2 separate regions of the Homo sapiens genome follow, and region 1 is linked to region 2. Evidence: read pairs that join two places in POLR2A ChIA-PET (ENCODE). Cell type or tissue: OCI-LY7. All regions are shown on one strand. Each heading gives the region's core, and the rest is flanking DNA. Links, peaks and the distances in the headings are about the cores only.

Evidence for each region. Peaks named below come from ENCODE experiments on the same cell type or tissue, not always from the same donor. Only the 100,000 strongest peaks of a DNase experiment are listed, where the experiment ranks them.
Region 1: POLR2A ChIA-PET joins it to region 2 with 6 read pairs; 16 of 35 experiments call an interaction of 5 or more read pairs at or near these places.

Annotation. Positions count from the first base shown.
Region 1 is chr10:86,445,059-86,450,058 of GRCh38, forward strand. WAPL (WAPL cohesin release factor) reads right to left here. Exons shown (of 19, transcript NM_015045.5): 16 at 1,184-1,391. Among named protein-coding and RNA genes, the nearest start is that of WAPL, 74 kb to the right of the region's middle. In OCI-LY7, for the core only: no CTCF peak of the experiment used is centred there; no DNase peak of the experiment used is centred there; H3K4me3 peaks cover 192 bases; H3K27ac peaks cover 1,860 bases.
Region 2 is chr10:86,390,374-86,396,727 of GRCh38, forward strand. No RefSeq gene overlaps it. Among named protein-coding and RNA genes, the nearest start is that of GRID1, 27 kb to the left of the region's middle. RefSeq lists enhancers at 1,312-1,411, 1,632-2,011. In OCI-LY7, for the core only: no CTCF peak of the experiment used is centred there; DNase peaks (open chromatin) are centred at 1,398, 1,938, 2,538, 3,218 and 2 weaker places; H3K4me3 peaks cover 3,759 bases; H3K27ac peaks cover 4,160 bases.

The sequences.
Region 1 (5,000 bases), core at 1-5,000, 54 kb after region 2:
TGTGAAGCTGAACATATGGTCGTCCCTCTGCATCCAAGGGGTATTGGTTCCAGGATGCCAGCACCCTCCAATACCAAAACTGGAGGAGGCTCAAATCTCTGACAGGAAAGGGTGCAGTATTTGCATATAAGTCACACACATCCTCTGGCATACTGTAAATCATTTCTAGATTACTTATGACACCTAATAAAATGTAAATGTTATGTAAATAGCTGTTATACTATATTATTTACTAACCTGTATTATTTTTTCTTCCTCAAATATTTTTGATTTGTGGTTGGCTGACTCTGTGGATGTGGAACCCACATGTATGGAGGGCGGACTGAACTTAAATTCATAACCTTAGTGATACAAAGTTACAAATGGCTATTTTGCAGAACTTGTATAAATGGCAAAAGTTGTATCACAAATTCTGACAACAGTAGATACTCAATAATGTATGATTAGCGAAGATATTACCTCTAGTATCTTTTTTTTTTTTAATGAGAAAGGGCCTCACTCTGTCACCCAGGGTGGAGGGCAGTGGCACAATCATAGCTCACTGTAACTTTGAATTCCTCAGCTCAAGCAATCCTCCCACCTCAGCCTCCCAACCACCTAGGACTACAGGCTTGTGCCACCATGCCAGGCTAATTTTTTATATTTTTTGTAGGGATGGGGTCTTGCTAGATTGTTGTCTCAAACTCCTAGCCTCAAGTAATCCTCCTGCTTCAGCCTCCCAAAGTGCTGGGCTCACAGGTGTGAGCCACCAGCCTACAGTATATTTCTTACTGTGTTTACCATCTAGTACTTACACTTTGAGAACTATTACTGTAATCTGACAATAGATCTTCAAGTTTAAAGTGAAGCTGAAAAAACAATCTCAAAAACTGAAAACTGAAAAAATCCTATTATGTCTCCTATATGTCTCTTCACAGATAAGTAAAGGAAAGGAGGGCCCCGGAAGGAAGAGTGACTTAACTGGATCTTTCCCGTCACTAGCATGCCTGCCACTGGCACGCACCTTCCTCACTGTGGGAGAACTACCACAAGCACTTAAGTATCAAAGCTTGTCTGGACTGAACTAGAGAGGTCCTCAAGCAATAGCCAGATTAAGACAATCTGCAAATTAAAATAGTTTGAAGAAAAAAACAAAATCAAACCACTATCTTCAATTTAAATACACCATTCAAAGTAAATATACCTTTATTGAGGTCAAGTTCTTCATCCTCCTCCTCCTTCTTATGTTTCTCTTCTGTACCATCAGTCTTTTCAGTTGACACCCACTGTATTTCTCCACTTGTTTCTTGCCACTCTCCACTCTTATCATGCTGAGTGGTGGGAGCATCTTTGATCAACTCATCTGTTTTACTTTCTGCTAGCTGGGCTGCCCGCTCTCGCTCAAGGAATAGCTGATAAAAATTATTTTTGAAGATCATTAAAAAGAGATTGCCAATCAATATGCATATATGCAAATATAAAGTTATAGTTGCTTTTAAATCTATCACTAACTCTAAGATGGTTATGTGATAAAAAGAGGTGAGTATAAGTAAAAGCTTTTGCTCTACACCCTACTGAAAGCCAAAACGAAAGTATAAATGCTGCTAAGATTCAATGAAGTCATCTAATAATGATGCAAGAATGAGTCTCAATAATTTCCCTTAATTTGCATAATACAAGAAATTCAAGCAAAAAAATACAAAATTGGAAAATTCTTAAGTCAAAAGGGAATATGCTAAATTCCTTGCCTTCACTTACTTTATTTTCCCTATGCTGGTATAGTACTGACACATAGAAAAAACACTGACACAATTTGGGAAATGCTCCAAGTTACTAGAAAGAATTGCCTGAAAATCAAATGCCAAGTAGACCTCAAAGATTTGTTGAGTATACAGAAGAGTGGTATACAAACTTCAAAGAGAGATTATATAAAATAATATCTTTCAGAAAATAAAAATTAAACTTTATAGAGAGCAGCAATTCTCAAAATTGGTCTAAGAATCCCTACGGATCCTTAAGACCCTATCAGGGAGTAAAGGAGGTCAAAATTACACTCATACTACTACTAAGGGGTCTGCTGACTTGTTTCTTCTTTCACTGAGTGCACAGTGGAGTTTTGGAATCTACATGCCATGTGATTATGTCACTGCTCTAACAGCTAATGTAATGTCTCCCAGTTTCAATTTCTAATTCAGTAAATATAGACAGATAAAGCACATATAAACAACAAAAGCTCTCTGGATTTCCCAATAATTTTCAAGCCCTGAGATAAAAATGTATTAGAAGAGAATGATGGACTCCTACTTATGACTCCAGGAAGAACTGAGTTGTTGGGGGTTACAGGTTACTCTGAAGACACAACTTCAAGGATTACTGCTTTTGAAAAGGCCAAAAAAGGAAGCTAAACACAGCAAGGGCTTTGGAAAAATAAAAAGAATGAACCACTACTGTTTCTGGACATATACAAAATGCCATTTAAGGAAATACCAAAAACATCCAGGAACCTGTTAGACTGGCAAAAATCTTGGCAAGAGTATGAAAGAATGGGGACTCTTATAAAAAAAAAAAGTTTTAGGGGGAAGTATAAATTAAGGGCACAGGAAGTATGTGTTTGGTGATGAGGGTGGGAGGAGTTAGGCATATCAACTTTAAATACAGTACAATATATTCTGACACAATTCCTAAACCAGGAAATTATGCCCACAGACATACTTTGAAAAGTATGGCCTGGCCATGCAGGGTGGCTCATGCCTGTAAATCCTAGCACTTTGGGAGGCTGAGGCAGGCGGATCACTTTAGGTCAGGAGTTGGCGACTAGCCCGGCAAACACAGTGAAACCACCTCTACTAAAAATACAAAAATTAGCCAGGCGTGGTGGCGCAAGCTTGTAATCCCAGCTACTTGGGAGGCTGAGGCAGGAGAATCACTGGAACCTGGGAGTCAGGGGTTGCAGTAAGCTGAGATGGTGCCGCTGCACTCCAGCCTGGACGACAGAGCAAGACTCTGTCTCCAAAAAAATTTAAAAAAAAGAAAAGTATGGCCTAAGATTTAGATGCTATGGTATTTATTTCTGTAATTTTTGTAACAAAATAAAACTTAAAAAAACAGAAAACCATCAAAAAGTGTATCAGTAGAGGTTTGGTTAAATAAAGTACTAAGGCAGGGCATGGTGGCTCATGCCTGTGATCCTAGCACTTCAGGAGACAAAGCAGGAGGATCACTTGAGTGCAAGAGTTTGAGACCTCAGCTCTACAAATACGAAACTTAGCCAAACGTGGTGGCATGTGCCTGTAGTTCCACCTACTTGGGAGGCTGAGGTGAAAGGATCACCTGAGCCTGGGAGGTAAAGGCTGTAGTGAGCTGTGACTGGACCACTGTACTTCAGCCTGGGTAAAAGAGTGAGACCCTGTATGTATGTATGTATAAATCAAAAAGCTACTAGTTTGCAGTCATTACAAAGAATGTGATGAACCTACGTGTTGACATGAAGAGCTCAGGAAGACACATTAAGCAAAGAGTGGGTATAGACTAAATACTATGTACAGTAAGAGTCCATTTATATAAAACACATTGCACATTTTTTTATTTACTTTTCGGACAGGGTCTTATTCCCATTGCCCAGGCTGGAGTGCAGTGGCAGGATCATGGCTCACTGCAGCCTCAACTTCCTGGGCTCATGTGATTCTCCCACCTCAGCCTCCCAAATAGCTGGGACTACAGGCACATGCCACCACACCTGGCTAATTTTTTAATTTTTAGTAGAAACATAATTTTGCCATGTTGCCCAGGCCAGGCTCAAACTCCTGGGCTCAAGCAATCTGCCTGCCTCAGCCTCCCCAAGTGCTGGGATTACAGATTACAGGCATGAGCCACCATGTCTGGCCTGCACATTTATTTTGATATATGCATAAACACTAATTTCTCAGGACAAACACAAAACTATTACAAATGGTAACGTTTTAGGAAATAGATCTGTGGAGTTTAAACCTTTCTGGATCTGACTTTTTTTCCCCCACTACGTATGTGAATTATGTTTGGTTTTTAAAAAATAAACAGATCCATAAATAGGTAAGAAAAGAACAGCTAGAAAGAGGAAAGTTCATGTCAGTAATCAGAACTACCTGTAAGATTCCATTTATACAACATTATCGAAAAGATACGTAATTTGAAAATTACTGGATTCAGGCCAACGTTATCAGTAGCATAAACGATATAAATCTGAACATGGATTTTTCCACTCTATCTTTGAATAACAGAATTAAGAGCCATTTCTTGACACTTTAAGGTAACTGATGTGAGTACAAGGCAGCACAATTTTCTAAAATGAGTAACAGAACCCATCACCCAAAAGGTATTACAATTGAAAAACAAAAACTTTAAACTGATTTAAAAATGACAAACCATAAACCATAGCAGATAAAAGAAAGACAGAGAAGATATAGGATGATACCCTGAAGGACAAGAGGCTTCTATAACACTAAGTGCAAAAGAGGAATACTGGAAGTGATATTCCCAGGTCAATTAGACACAGTAGGAAAATTTGAGACTATCCCTGAAACAACTCACAAACAGGGATCTCTGAGGGTGTGGGGATGGCTTCTGCAAATGAACCCCTATTATGTGGATAATGCAGATCTATCATCTGTGCCTTCAAACACAGCTCCTGAGGCGACTGACGGTAAGTTTTTATTCATTTCTAGGTTCCATTTGAAGAAAAGTCAATTTTTAAAAGAAAGAGACTAGAATGATAGAAAAAAATAAAACAAGAGATGGAAAAAGATAGAAAACACGTTGGTGGTAGCTAGGAGACAGGGAGGGCAGGTAGGCTGTACAGTGAGCAGCAAAAGGGAATTCTTTTATGGTGACGGTTCTATATCTCAATGTAGTGGTGAGTACATGAATCTATACACGTAATAAAACTGAACAGAGGTACATATGTTACACACAAACATAAATGAATGCAGATGAAAATGGTGAAACTGAATAAGGTCTAAAGTGCAGTTAACAGTAATGTACTAATG
Region 2 (6,354 bases), core at 541-5,540:
GGTGTAGGCGTAGAGAGGGATAGATTTTGGAGTTAGAATCGATGGGACCTGAGGATGAGTTAATTGCAAGTGGGGGCGATTAAAAAAAAAAAAAAAAAGCCAACACAGACTCCAGGGTTCTCGCTTAAGCAGCTGCAGAGAGGAGCTGCCGCTTCAGGAAGCGGGAGAGGTCGTTCCAGAAGGCAGTTTGGGGCCATTAAACTTTGACACTCATGAGATTAGAGCAAATCTGTTCCAATACTTAAATCACTGGGAGAAACCGCTTACCAGGGAATTTCCAGTGAAGTTGCCAGTAGAGGGTCTTACTCCAGATCACAAAAAATGCTACCATGCCTGGTGGGGCTGGACTCCGTCTATGTTGGGTTTGGGCCTGGATAAATGTTGCAGCCAGCCTTGATCCTGGGGAGAGGTATTTAAGGATGGGAACATAAAGGCAGCAGCAAAGGAGATTGTCACATGTATGTGGCGATGACAGTCCCATTATCTGCCTGCCTGTCCCTGTGGCCGTGTGTGCCCAGTCCAAGGAGCCAACCTTGCCGGCCGCTGTCCCCTGTGAAGGCAGCAGGACTCACTGAAGCTGGACTGTGGTTATGACCCTGGACTGTTGAGCCAAAACTGTCTGGGTTTGTAATCCCAGCTCCACCTCCTGCTACCTGCATGGCCTTGGGCAAGTTTCTGTGCCTGTTTCCTCATCTGTAAACTGGGAATAATAACATCTAGATCATATGATTGTGGTGAGACACTCACCACCTTATAAAGGATTTACTACTTGATTAAGAAGAACCACGAGCCTGTGGGGACCAGCTCGGAGTGCAGCCACAGATTCCTTAATAAGCTCGTTGGATTTTTAAGTAACATTTTTTTTTTGCTTCCCATGCCAGATGGAGCTGTCACACTGGCAGGTGGTGCTCAGAGGAGGGGTCAGGCTGGAAGGCACCTGTGTAGGACACGATGCTGGTGCCTTGAGAGTGGAGGCACCACCCTGGGTTGGGCTTCTCAGCCCCCACAGAGCACTTACATCACCTGAGAGTGTTGGAAAAATGCCAGTGACCCTGGCCCTCCCCTGGACGCGATCAGCCTGGGCATCAGCATTTCGCAGAACTCCCTGATGATTCTCGTGCAAAGCTAAGATTGAGAACCTCAGGTCTAGGGAGGTCAGGTGGCAAGAGAAGGGCAGGAGCTGAGCAACTGAGCAGCTGAGCAGGGGCAGGGGAGGGTAGGGTGCAATTTCAGAGGCCAGGCTGAGGAGGAGGAGTGAGCAAGGAGACTGAGACCATGTGGCCCTGGTGCGGGAGTGAATCCAGGAGCAAACTGAAGAGGCTGGAGCTTGAAACAAGGGAAGAGGCAGAGCAAGGGACTGCAGAAGTCAAGGACTGAGATGTGGTGATTCCACGTGGCCCGGGAGGTCCCTGGTGACCTTAGCAGACAGGATGCTGGGTGAAGCTAAAAGCTAAAATGGACAGTAGAGTCACCAACTAAGATTAGAAAACACCTGTAGATATAAACAGGGGAAGGAGAAGAGATAGTAGCCGGAAGGAGTTGTGGAGTCAAGGGAAGTTTGGTTTGTTTTCTTTTTAGGGCCTCCTGGGCCTGTTGGGAGGCTGGGGAAGCCCCCAGGAGAGGGAGCAGAGGGAAGCAGGAGGTATGGGAACAGGTCCTTGAGGAGAGAGAAGATGCACCAGAGCCCGGAGGGGCCACTTCTGAGGGAGGAGGGAAGAGGAAGGTGCCAGCCAGAGAGTGGACTCACAGCTGTGAGACAGGCTCCACGGTCCTCCCAAGACCAGAGTCAGGGGTTTAGAGAGAGGGAACAGCTGGAAGGAAAGGAGAAATGCTCTAAGCGGGGGACAGAACTTAGAGACCTGTCTCTAAGGACAGACTCCACGTCTCCCAGGCCTGGGTTGCTGATAGCAGGAGAGGAAATGGCGTCCCCACACTGGAGAAGACTGAAGAAGGGGCAGGGCCTAGGCCAGCCCATGTCTATCAAAGCATCAGGGTGGGATGCTCAGAGAAGTGTGCGGACGCAGGGAGCTTGGGGGCTAGAGTCCTTGAGAGTGCCCTGGAAGGGGAGGGGAGCAAGGGGAGGCTAGAGGTGGGGTAGGTGGAGGGGCTGCAAGCGGCAGGGTGGGAGTAGAGGAGAAGGCTGCGACCTGGGAAGCGTCATCACTGAGGTTGGCCGTAGCACTGGAGCCCACCTCCCCCACCCCAGTACCTGGCCAACTCCAGGCCCAGCCTGGCAGCTCTTCCTCCTGGAACTCTTTCCATACACTTCTAGAAGAGCTTGGTTCTCCTTCCTGGCTGTGCTCTGTGACCTGAGCCCACCTCAGGTAGAGCCCGCTGAAACCTAACCCCTAAATCACCCCTGGGTGCCAGTGCCATCCTGAGCCCAGGTCAGACATGGTCCGGCAGGGCTGGGATGGACGCACGAATGATGCTTAGGAAGTCACGTCTGCATGTCTCAGGGAGTCTGTCAACCTGAACGAGTGAAAGTAGCAAGAACTAATTTAGAGTTATTGAAAGAGGAAGGTCAAGTCCTGATCCCACCTGCCTCTGCTGGTCTCCTCCCTGTGGGTCCTGGGCCCCATGCTGTCACCCTATCCTGGCAGACTGAAGCTGGGGAAAGTGTGCAAGTGACACGTGGTCAGCAAGCACAGCGCCATCCAACACTAAGATGTGGGGCCAGGAAGGTGGACCCAGCTATCAGAGGGGAGGGGGGAATGCTAATTTTTCTTTTTCTTTTTTTCTTTTTTGTTGGGGGTGGGGGTACGGAGTCTCACTCTGTGGCCCAGGCTGGAGTGCAGTGGCATGATCGCAGCTCACTGCAGCCTCTGCCTCCTGGGTTCAAGCAATTCTCCAGCCTCAGCCTCCTGAGTAGCTGGGATTACTCCCAAGTAGCTGGCAGGCGCATGCCACCACACCAGCTAATTTTTGTATTTTTAGTAGAGACAGGGTTTCGCCATGTTGGCCAGGCTCCAGGCTGGTCTCAAACTCCTGACCTCAGGTGATCTGCCCACCTCGGCCTCCCAGAGTGCTGCGATTACAGGTGTGAGCCACTGCACCCGGCCCAATTCTTCTTTTTAAAACGCTCATTTTGTTATTGTATTCTGACAGTGAGATGCACAATGACATCACAGTGTGTGTGCAGCACTGCTTGGAATATGAAGCAAGAATGTGCAATGGAGGACACGGAGGCCAGGGGTGGAGCTGTGGCAGCAAGGGTGGGGCGGGCACTGCTGTAGAGTAGGACATCAAGGTGCAGTGTCGTGAGCATAAGAAGCAAGAGGAGCACCAGGGCAAACAACCACTGGGCTCAGCCGTGCCTCTCACACCTCCTCCCAGGCGTTCTCCAGCACTGGTAGGGTGGGGGGTGATAGACAGTCAGGAATTAAACTTCAAATTATACTCAACTGCAGAATGATAAAGTTATTTCCTTCTTATTTATTTTCCAACTCTTCTGATTATTCACAGGGGAAATAAAAAGTGCTCGTGTAGAGATAATACATTTTCATTATAAAATTTTTAAACATACAGAGAAATAATGAAGTAACAGACACCCTTACTGGCCATGCAGAAATAATCCATGAAATCCCTTTGCTTTGGAGCTGTTTCTCTGTCTGCTAGAAATAAACCACTATAGAGAGAGCTGAGGATCATCCCTTCCCTCCCCTCCCCTCCCCGTGCCCCAGCGGCACAGCTGTTGACGTGTAGTATTGGTTATTGTGTTAGTCAGCTGTAAGGTCTAACTGACTTTTCTACACTTTGATATATGTGTATATTTCCATTAATGATGTATATTATAGCTTCAGTGTCTTTCACTTTACATAAATTATGATAATACTGTGTATATCGTGTTGCAGCTTGCTTTTATCTTGCATCATGTTTTTGATGTTTAGATGCGTTGGCAGACGGAGTTTCATACTGTCTGGCTTTGCTGCTTTGGAGTATTCGATGATAGACAATGCCGCATCTCACTCTCCTGTTCCCCTTCCAGGGCAGAGTCGGTTTTTTTCCACTTCTTTAGAATGGCCAACAGTGCCACAGTGAATGTCTTGGTACTTATGCCCTTGCGAACATAGGAACAGGTTTCTCTAGAGCAGTTACTTACAAATGTCTCTACCTAGAGCAGATACTTACAAATGTCTCTACCACAAAGTATGCAGATATCTAAGTAGGATTAACAAAGTGTTCTCCACATAGTAGGCTGATTCAGATTCCAACAAACGGAGTACACAATTTCCTGTTTCTGCCCGTCTCGCCAGCTTCCCTATGGTTCCCTCTCTGAAAATCTTGTTTTACCCTTACTCCTGAATGATAGTTTAAAATGAAATGTATCATCAGGGCTGGGCACAGTGGCTCAAGCCTGTAATCCCAACAATTTGGGAGGCAGAGGTGGGTGGATCACTTGAGGTCAGGAGTTCAAGACCAGCCTGGCCAACATGGTGAAACCCCATCTCTACCAAAAATATAAAAAATTAGCTGGGTGTGGTGGCACGAGCCTGTGTAATCCCAGCTACTCAGGAGGCTGAAGCAGGAGAACCACTTGAACCCAGGAGGCAGAGGTTGCAGTGAGCCAAAATCATGCCACTGCACTCCAACCTGGGCAACAGAGCGAGACTCCGTCTCAAAAAAAAAGGTGACTTCAGACTTTTTAAGTTGTGCAAATCTTATGGGTTTACAGAAGTAAAGGTTTGTTTTTCTTTTTCTTTTTTTAAGGCAGGGAGAATTTTAGCCTGGTTTTTTGTTTTTTTTAATTGTTGCTGTTGTTGTTATTTTGTTTGTTGTTTTTTTTTTTTTTTTTTTTAGACAGTCTCGCTCTGTCATCCAGGCTGGAGTGCAGGGGTAAGATCATAGCTCACTTCAGCCTCCACTCCCAGGCTCAAGTGATTCTCCCACCTAAGCCTCCCAAGTAGCTGGGACTATAAGCACACCCCACCACACTCAGCTAGTTTTTTTGTATTTTTAGTAGATGAAGTCTCACTATGTTGCCCAGGCTGGTCTCAAACTCCTGAACTCAAGTGATCCTCCTGCCTCGGCCTCCCAAAATGCTTGGATTACAGGCATGCACCACAGCTCCCAGCCTACATATATATTTTGTTGTTATTGTTGTTGAGAGAAAGTCTCTCTCTGTCAGCCTCTACCTTGCAGGCTCAAGTGAGCCTCCCACCTCAGCCTCTGGAGTAGCTGGCACTGACTACAGGTGCATACCACCATGCCCAGCTAATTTTTTTTATTATTATTTTTGTAGAGATGGGATTTTGCCACGTTGCTCAGGCTGGCCTCAAATTCCTGGGCTCAAGCAATCTGCCCACCTCGGCCTCCCAAAGTGCTGGGATTACAGCATGAGCCACCACACCCAGCCTATATTTTATTTATTTGAGATGGAGTTTCTTTCTGCCACCCAAGCTGGAGTGCAGTGGTGTGATCTCAACTCACTGCAACCTCCACCTCCCAAGTTCAAGAGATTCTCCTGCCTCAGCCTCCCAGGTAGCTGGGATTACAGGCGCCCACCACTACACCCGGCTAATTTTTGTATTTTTAGTAGAGATGGGATTTCCCCCATGTTGGCCAGGCTGGTCTTGAACTCCTGACCTCAAGTGATCCGCCCGCTTCAGCCTCCCAAAGTGCTGAGATTACAGGTGTGAGCCACTGTGCCTGGATTCAAAGTATCCTTTTTAAACAAATAACTTCATTTTTAAAATGAACAAAAGACCTGAATAGACATTTCCCAAAAGAAGGCATACAAACGGTCAGCAGGTATATGAAAAAATGTTCAATATCACTAATCATCAAGGAAATGCAAATCAAACCATGATGAGATACCATCTCACCCAAGTTAGAACGGCTATTATCAAAAAGACAAAAAATAACAGACGTTGGCAAGGATTCGGAGAAAGGGGAACACTCATACACTGTTAGTGGGAATATAAACTAGGACAGCCACTATGAACAACAGTATGGAGGCGCTTCAAAAAACTAAAAGTAGAACTACCATATGATCTAGCAATCCCACTGCTGGATATATCCAAAAGACAGGAAATCAGTAAACCTAAGAACTATCTGCACTCCCATGTTTATTACAGCACTGTTCATATTAGTCAAGAAGTGAAATCAACCTAAGAATCCACCAATGAATGAATGGATAAGGAAAATGTGGTATATATACACAAAGAAACATTATTTGGCCATAAAACAGAATAATATCCTTTCATTTGTAGCAACATGGATGGAGCTGGAGTTCATTATGTTGAGTGAAATAAACAGGTACAAAAATACAAATATCACATGTTCTCACTCAAATGTGGGAGCTAAAAAAGTGGATCTTACGGAGGCATGGAGTAGAATGATGCTTACCAGGGC